Linked DNA regions of Homo sapiens: region 1 is linked to region 2. A link is a contact called in ENCODE Hi-C or POLR2A ChIA-PET data. All regions are on one chromosome and are shown on one strand. Each heading gives the region's core, a stretch centred on a gene start or an enhancer-like site at or near the end of the contact. The rest is flanking DNA. Distances are from core to core; before and after follow the strand shown.

What was found. Hi-C counts contacts between places; a loop is a spot of excess contacts on that map. ChIA-PET counts read pairs that join two places held with the same protein, here RNA polymerase II (POLR2A). Pooled maps may share reads with other maps.
Region 1: a loop to region 2 is called in a pooled map, with 4 times the contacts of the local background. The contact joins the enhancer-like site here to the promoter of CCDC112 in region 2. A Hi-C loop is called at or near these places in 4 of 168 maps with a recorded cell type or tissue (Calu3, IMR-90, astrocyte of the cerebellum and 1 more) and 6 of 50 pooled maps. POLR2A ChIA-PET finds 5 or more read pairs at or near these places in 7 of 52 experiments (HEK293, HEK293T, MCF 10A and 3 more).

The regions. Positions count from the first base shown.
Region 1 is chr5:115,365,198-115,368,270 of GRCh38, reverse strand. LOC105379130 (a long non-coding RNA gene) reads left to right here. Exons shown (of 2, transcript XR_948686.1): 2 at 2,972-3,073. Among named protein-coding and RNA genes, the nearest start is that of CCDC112, 70 kb to the right of the region's middle. Within about 2 kb of position 1,735, at least 2 of the 41 ENCODE cell types and tissues checked have a DNase peak (open chromatin) inside an H3K27ac peak, as active enhancers do.
Region 2 is chr5:115,295,250-115,297,949 of GRCh38, reverse strand. It overlaps CCDC112 (coiled-coil domain containing 112), which reads left to right and starts at 1,296. Exons shown (of 10, transcript NM_001040440.3): 1 at 1,296-1,523. The coding sequence starts at 1,407. LOC105379129 (a long non-coding RNA gene) reads right to left here and starts at 1,022. Exons shown (of 5, transcript XR_948684.3): 1 at 602-1,022. RefSeq lists a silencer at 1,198-1,647.

The sequences.
Region 1 (3,073 bases), core at 486-2,985, 70 kb before region 2:
GTTGCAAATGTAATTTCACTCCACCCTTATATGTTGACACATTTTTTTCTAAGAAAAGGATATTGACACATTTTTATTCTAAGAACAAGGATATTCACCTGCATAGCCACAATATAATTATCATGCAGGAAATTTAACAATGTAACAATACTACTATCTAGCAATCCATGTTCAAAGTTTCCCAGTTTTCCAATAATATCCTTTGTAGTTGGTTTTTCACTCAGGGTCCAATCAAGAATCTGCAATGCATTTAGTTTTCATGTCTTTTTAGTCTCCTCTAACCTAGGACAGAACCCAATCTTTTCTTTTTTTCTCTAACGACCTTGACATTTTTGTTATTTTGCCGAACGTCTCTCGATTTGGGTTTGTTTCCTCATGATTAGATTCAGATTGAGCATTTTGGGCAAGAATGCTACAGTATAATAATGATCTATGTCATACTAGGAGACACATGATGTCAGTTTGCCTCATAATTTGTGATGTTACGTTTAATTACCTTGTTAATGTGGTGTCCATCAGATTCCTAGGCAGCTATAATTTCTAGGTGCTACTCATGTGATTAGAAGTAGAACCTGGTTTAAGAGTCACTAGGTTAGTCAAATATCCTATTTAGAGATGGCATTCTCTTCTCTGGTGTCTTTCAAGGCTGGGCATTTTCCAGAAACTTTATTAGCCCCAGTAAAGGAGAATTTCTACACTTCAAGGGCAGACAGATCTTTCTTCTAGTTAAGTTCATTAGAAAATATATTTAATGCCCAAAATAAAATAATTAAAAGCAGTGACTCAGACAGATATTTGTACACCCATGTTCATTGCAGCATTATTCATAATTGCCAAAAAGTAAAAACAATCCAAATGTCCATTGATAAATGAATAGATAAATTGAGTATATACATAAAGTAGCATATTATTCAGCCTTTAAAAAGGAAGGAAATTCTGACACATGTTATAATGTGGATGGACCTTGAAAACATCATAATGTTTGATGTTCTTAAGTAAAAAAAAGCCAGACACAAAAGGATATATATCATATGATCCCATTTATATGAGGCAGCTGAAACAGTCAAATTCAGAGATACAGAAAGTAGAATGGTGATTCCAAGGGGCTGGGGGAAGGGAAATGGGGAGTTATCATTTAAAGGGTACAGAATTTCTGTTTGGAAAGATAAAACCCATGTAGACATGGATGGTGACAATGGTTGCACCACAATATCAAGGTACTTAATGCTCCTGAATTGTGCTCTTATAAATGGTGAAAATTGTAAGTTTTATGTTATATATATTTTACCACACTAAAAAACCCTTTTTTACAAACACACATTTGTTTATACCAAGAAAAAATTGCTGCTTTCTAACTCTTCTTCCTTTGTTTTGGCTTCTGGAACAATACAAAATGCACTTTTTCCTCTCTTCCTTATGATATCCTTCCAACTTGTCTCCAACCCATGCCTACACTGCCCCTCCCTGTCCACCTTCTCAACCTAGTGGGAAAAGTATAGACTTGAGTGGAAGTTTTACTTCTTCTAGATTCATTATTATTCCTTTTTAAAAGTCAGAATGGTTTAGGACTGCCTTAGGATGTTTTATTTCTTGAGAAAAGTAAAATTAAACATTCTAGTACTAAAGTGGTCCACCAATTTCGGACATAGGACAACATGTATAGTACTTGCCCACGGCTCTCCTTCTCTTGTCCTAAGCCTGCATTCCACCCTGTGCCTGCAGAGGATTATGCAGCAGCTGCTTGAAAGCAGGATGCATGTGATGATTCATATCCAGCAAGCTGTAGAGAATGCCGAGGTCTTTTATCTCCTTGAAGCATCAGGGCAGACAGAATAGAACTTGGCCAACTGGAAACAGCTTGACATTCCTTGATAGGCTCACATAACAGTTCATAGGCACAAAGACAGTTACACTTTGCCATAGCAACAAACTCATTTACCCTAGTGAGGTAGGCCTTGGCAAGGCTATTAGCTGCCCTCATAGCTTAGCAGACACTTGGCCACTAGGCTACAGGCTCTGTGGGAGGTGCCCCATGCAACTCCAAATTCAGGCCCAATGAGCAATTCAATGTCATCAGATTTCAAGCTGATCAATGGGCCCAAGGCCTGGTACTATCATAAAGAAGTCATGGAGCACATGGTGGGATGGTGGGTCTCCCCCAATCCCTCAAGGGTAATGCTCAGCTCTGTGTATTTCTGGGGAGGCTCCACCAGCCTACACTTACCAGCACTCCTTGGAGGAGTTTTGTGTCCTTTCATGGAGCAGATAGGAGAAAAATAATCAAAAGAGAGGAGCCCAAAATGAGGAGAAAAGGAAAGGATAAGGGATTCCGGAGCCTTACATAGGAACCAGTCTTTTTGCTTCTCAGGCCCTCCTGCATACACCACCTTGCAGAACAGGCTCAGGGCTGGTGTATTAGTAAGGGTTCTCCAGAGTGACAGCCCCAATAAAATGGATGGATGGATGGATAGAGGGATGGATAGATAATGGATGGATGGAGAGAGAGAGAGCACAGCCCAGGGGTGAAGAGGAAAGGGCAGGTCTTTAGCATTAATTGGAGCCAGGCTGATCCTTCAGACCCAGAGATCTAGAGTCCAGTTTAAGTTGGAGATCAGACCTTTAATGGAGAGCTCCAGACATGAGATTAGGGAAAAGAGGCCCAGTATCCTGAGAGTAAGAACCTCCTCCTCCACCCAAACCCACCATCCTCTTTCTTACCATCATCCTAGGCTGAGGGTATACTTGGTGAATTGGAAAGTTACGACTCTTTACAAAAAGGAGAAGAGGCCACTGAGCAGGAAAAGAATTGAGGAGATGACACCCTGCACCCTGGTGGTATATTTTCCTTTGGTCCATCTAAAATCATGCAAGCATTCCTTCTTTATTTTCTTTGCTTATAAATCAACTGTCTGCCCTATAAGATGGTACTTTTCTTCTTGTGACAAGCCTCCTATGTATTACTCCCATCCAGGTAACCATCACCTACTCAACTGGAGGAGACTATTTTTGTGCCCGATTTGCTTGCTGGAAACTGCAGAACTTCAATGTCTGCAGTGAAAATGGAAAGAAAAGA
Region 2 (2,700 bases), core at 47-2,546:
ACAGACTTCCGGTTTTCCTCCCTTCTCACAGATCTCTCCATATTGGTCCCCTTCTCCTCTTGTCCGTGGTCACCTTCTCGGAGTGGCCTAGGCTTAGTTCTCAGACTTCAATTTATACTCACCCTGGGTGAGCTCATTCAGTCTTATTTCAAATATTTTCTATAGGAAGATCAAATTCGTATCTTTAGCTCTCTCTCTCCTGGGCTCCAGAGGCGTTTATCCCGCTGCCTGTTTAATACCTCTACCAGGATGGTCTCTGGAGTCAGGCTGTCTAGATAGGTATCCTACCCTCTACCTGTGTGGCCATGTGATCCTTAACTTTATCACTGAAATGGAGATGATAATAGTACCTACTTCATGAAGTTATTTGTGAAGATTAAATGCAAAAGTGCATATAAAGCACTTATAACAGCCCTGGCATAAAGGAATTGCTCAATAAATACCTATTTGTTTACTTGTTAAAGGTGAAGGAACCTTACCTATGTGTCTAATTCAACAATGAATTCCCAAGGCCTAGAACAGTGCCTGACATATGCTAGGAGCTCCATATTGACTGACTGAATGAATCGATTTCTATAAAGGGGGAAAAGGTAGTACCTACAGAAATCAGCTCAGTTGCCACAGGTTGTCTTGACTGGAAGCGTCATCTGTGGCTTTTTTCCAACTTCCCAGCACTGTATTTTTGGAATCTGTCTTCTCATTGACCAAGTCCTAGGAATGTAACTGTGGCATTCCTGCCTCTGATATCTGGTTCTGTGGAGCAAGCTGGGTTTTTTTCTTTAAAAATCTAAAATATGATTTATTGTTAGAATCCATTGATAATGTTTTTTCATTTAGACTCAGTCTCAGCAGCGCTAAGTAGAAACCTAGAAAGCGGATGTATATTAGGTAAAAATATGTATATATTGACTATAACACGAATAAAATTTAAGGACGATGTAAGACAATGAATTTTCTTGACAGGTATGGGACTGGGCTGGCACAGTCGGTTAAGTGCCCAAAGGGTATATAAACCCGCGACAGGGCAGAGCGCAGCCCCCGCCCCGCCCCGCCCCGCCCCCACACCCGCCCGCCCCAGAACCCCAGACCCGCCCCTCCCCTGCATCCCGGCTCCGCCCGGCACCTTGCCCCTCCCTCGCCCCGCCCCTCCCCGCCTGAATCCCGGCCCCCGCCTCGCATTTCGGCCCCGCCCTGCACCCCAGTCCCGCCCCTCCCGCACCCCCGCACCCCTGCACCCCCGCATCTCAGCCCCGCCCTGCATCCCGACCCCGCCCTACATCTCGGCCCCGCCCTGCATCCCGGCCAAGCCCGCAGCGCAGGGAGCTGTCTGCAGAGGCCAGGGTGCGCCTGCCACGAATCCCCAGGCACCGGTGGCCGCCGCGGCCCGAGTAGCTCGGCGGGTAAACATGGCCGCACTGACGACGGTTGTGGTAGCGGCTGCGGCCACCGCGGTAGCCGGGGCTGTGGCAGGGGCGGGCGCGGCCACCGGGACCGGCGTGGGAGCGACGCCAGCGCCTCAACAGGTAAATCCGGGAGAACCGAGAGCTGCTCTGGCGGCAGGCGAGGGGCTGCAGGCCCTGGCTGAACAGGTGCCCTCTGCAGCGCCGGCGGGAGGCGCGGCGTTCGCCTCCCCTGCTCGGGGCCTGGCACGCGCTGGGCGTTGCTCTTTGTTGGCTTGTGCGTTTAACAGCTTTTGCAGAGCCGCCTCCATGTGGTTTCGGAGTCGAGGAAGACCTGGGTGGGAACCCGGCTCTGCCGCTTCCTAGCCGCGTGATAAGAACATATGCTGTCGGCGACTCACTTTCTTCTCTAAAAATTGGGAATAGTAACATGCACCTCCCGAGCTTTGGACTAACGTTATGTCTGGGGAGCCCCTGGCACAGTGCTTGATTGGAGGGGGACTCTGTGCTCAGTAATTGGTGGCAGCTCTGTTACTGTACCGGCGCTGGGAACACAAGGAGAAAGACAATATGGGATGGTCGGAGGCAGAGGTGTTTCCAGTGATCGGCTTAGGACCGCTTTCTAGGTGGTGAGGACAAGGTATCTTTGTTCAGATGTTATCAGCTCAGCGAGACTTTCCATGATCTCCCTAAAATGAATCGCCTTACGCGGCACACCCAGTCCCTGTTTCTGGTTTTATTTTTCCCCATAGCACTTAGTACCATATATTATATTACATACTTTATTTCTATTGTTTATGTTTCTCCTCACACCCCTCACCCTCCCTCGCACCCCCATGAGAATGTAAGCTCCATGAGGGCAGAAAGTATTGGAAATTTTATTCTTTATTGTATTCCCAGCACCAAGAACTATGCCTGTTGTGTAGTGCCTGGAACGTAGTATGCACTTACTAAATAATTTGTGGATCAATATAAACCTGAAGGAAGGCTGTCATGAGCTGAGGAGAGGTTCCATCTTTTTCCTCCTTTAAGGAAATACAGTGTCTTTACTCGTAGACCTTCAGGAAATTCCACCTACGGCAAATTTTCTCACACATCCTCTATAATTCTCTTTATTATTCTAACTCTGTCCCAAGTATCTCAGGAAAAAATGTAAAATATATAAATATACATAATACGTAAAGTATTTTTAAGTACTATGCTCAAAAAAATGTGTGACACCATGTTGCTGGCTTTCTCCATCATTTCTCTAAATTCTTGTAGCAATGTTCTGTCTTCTGATCTGCATTTCTTGCGAGTT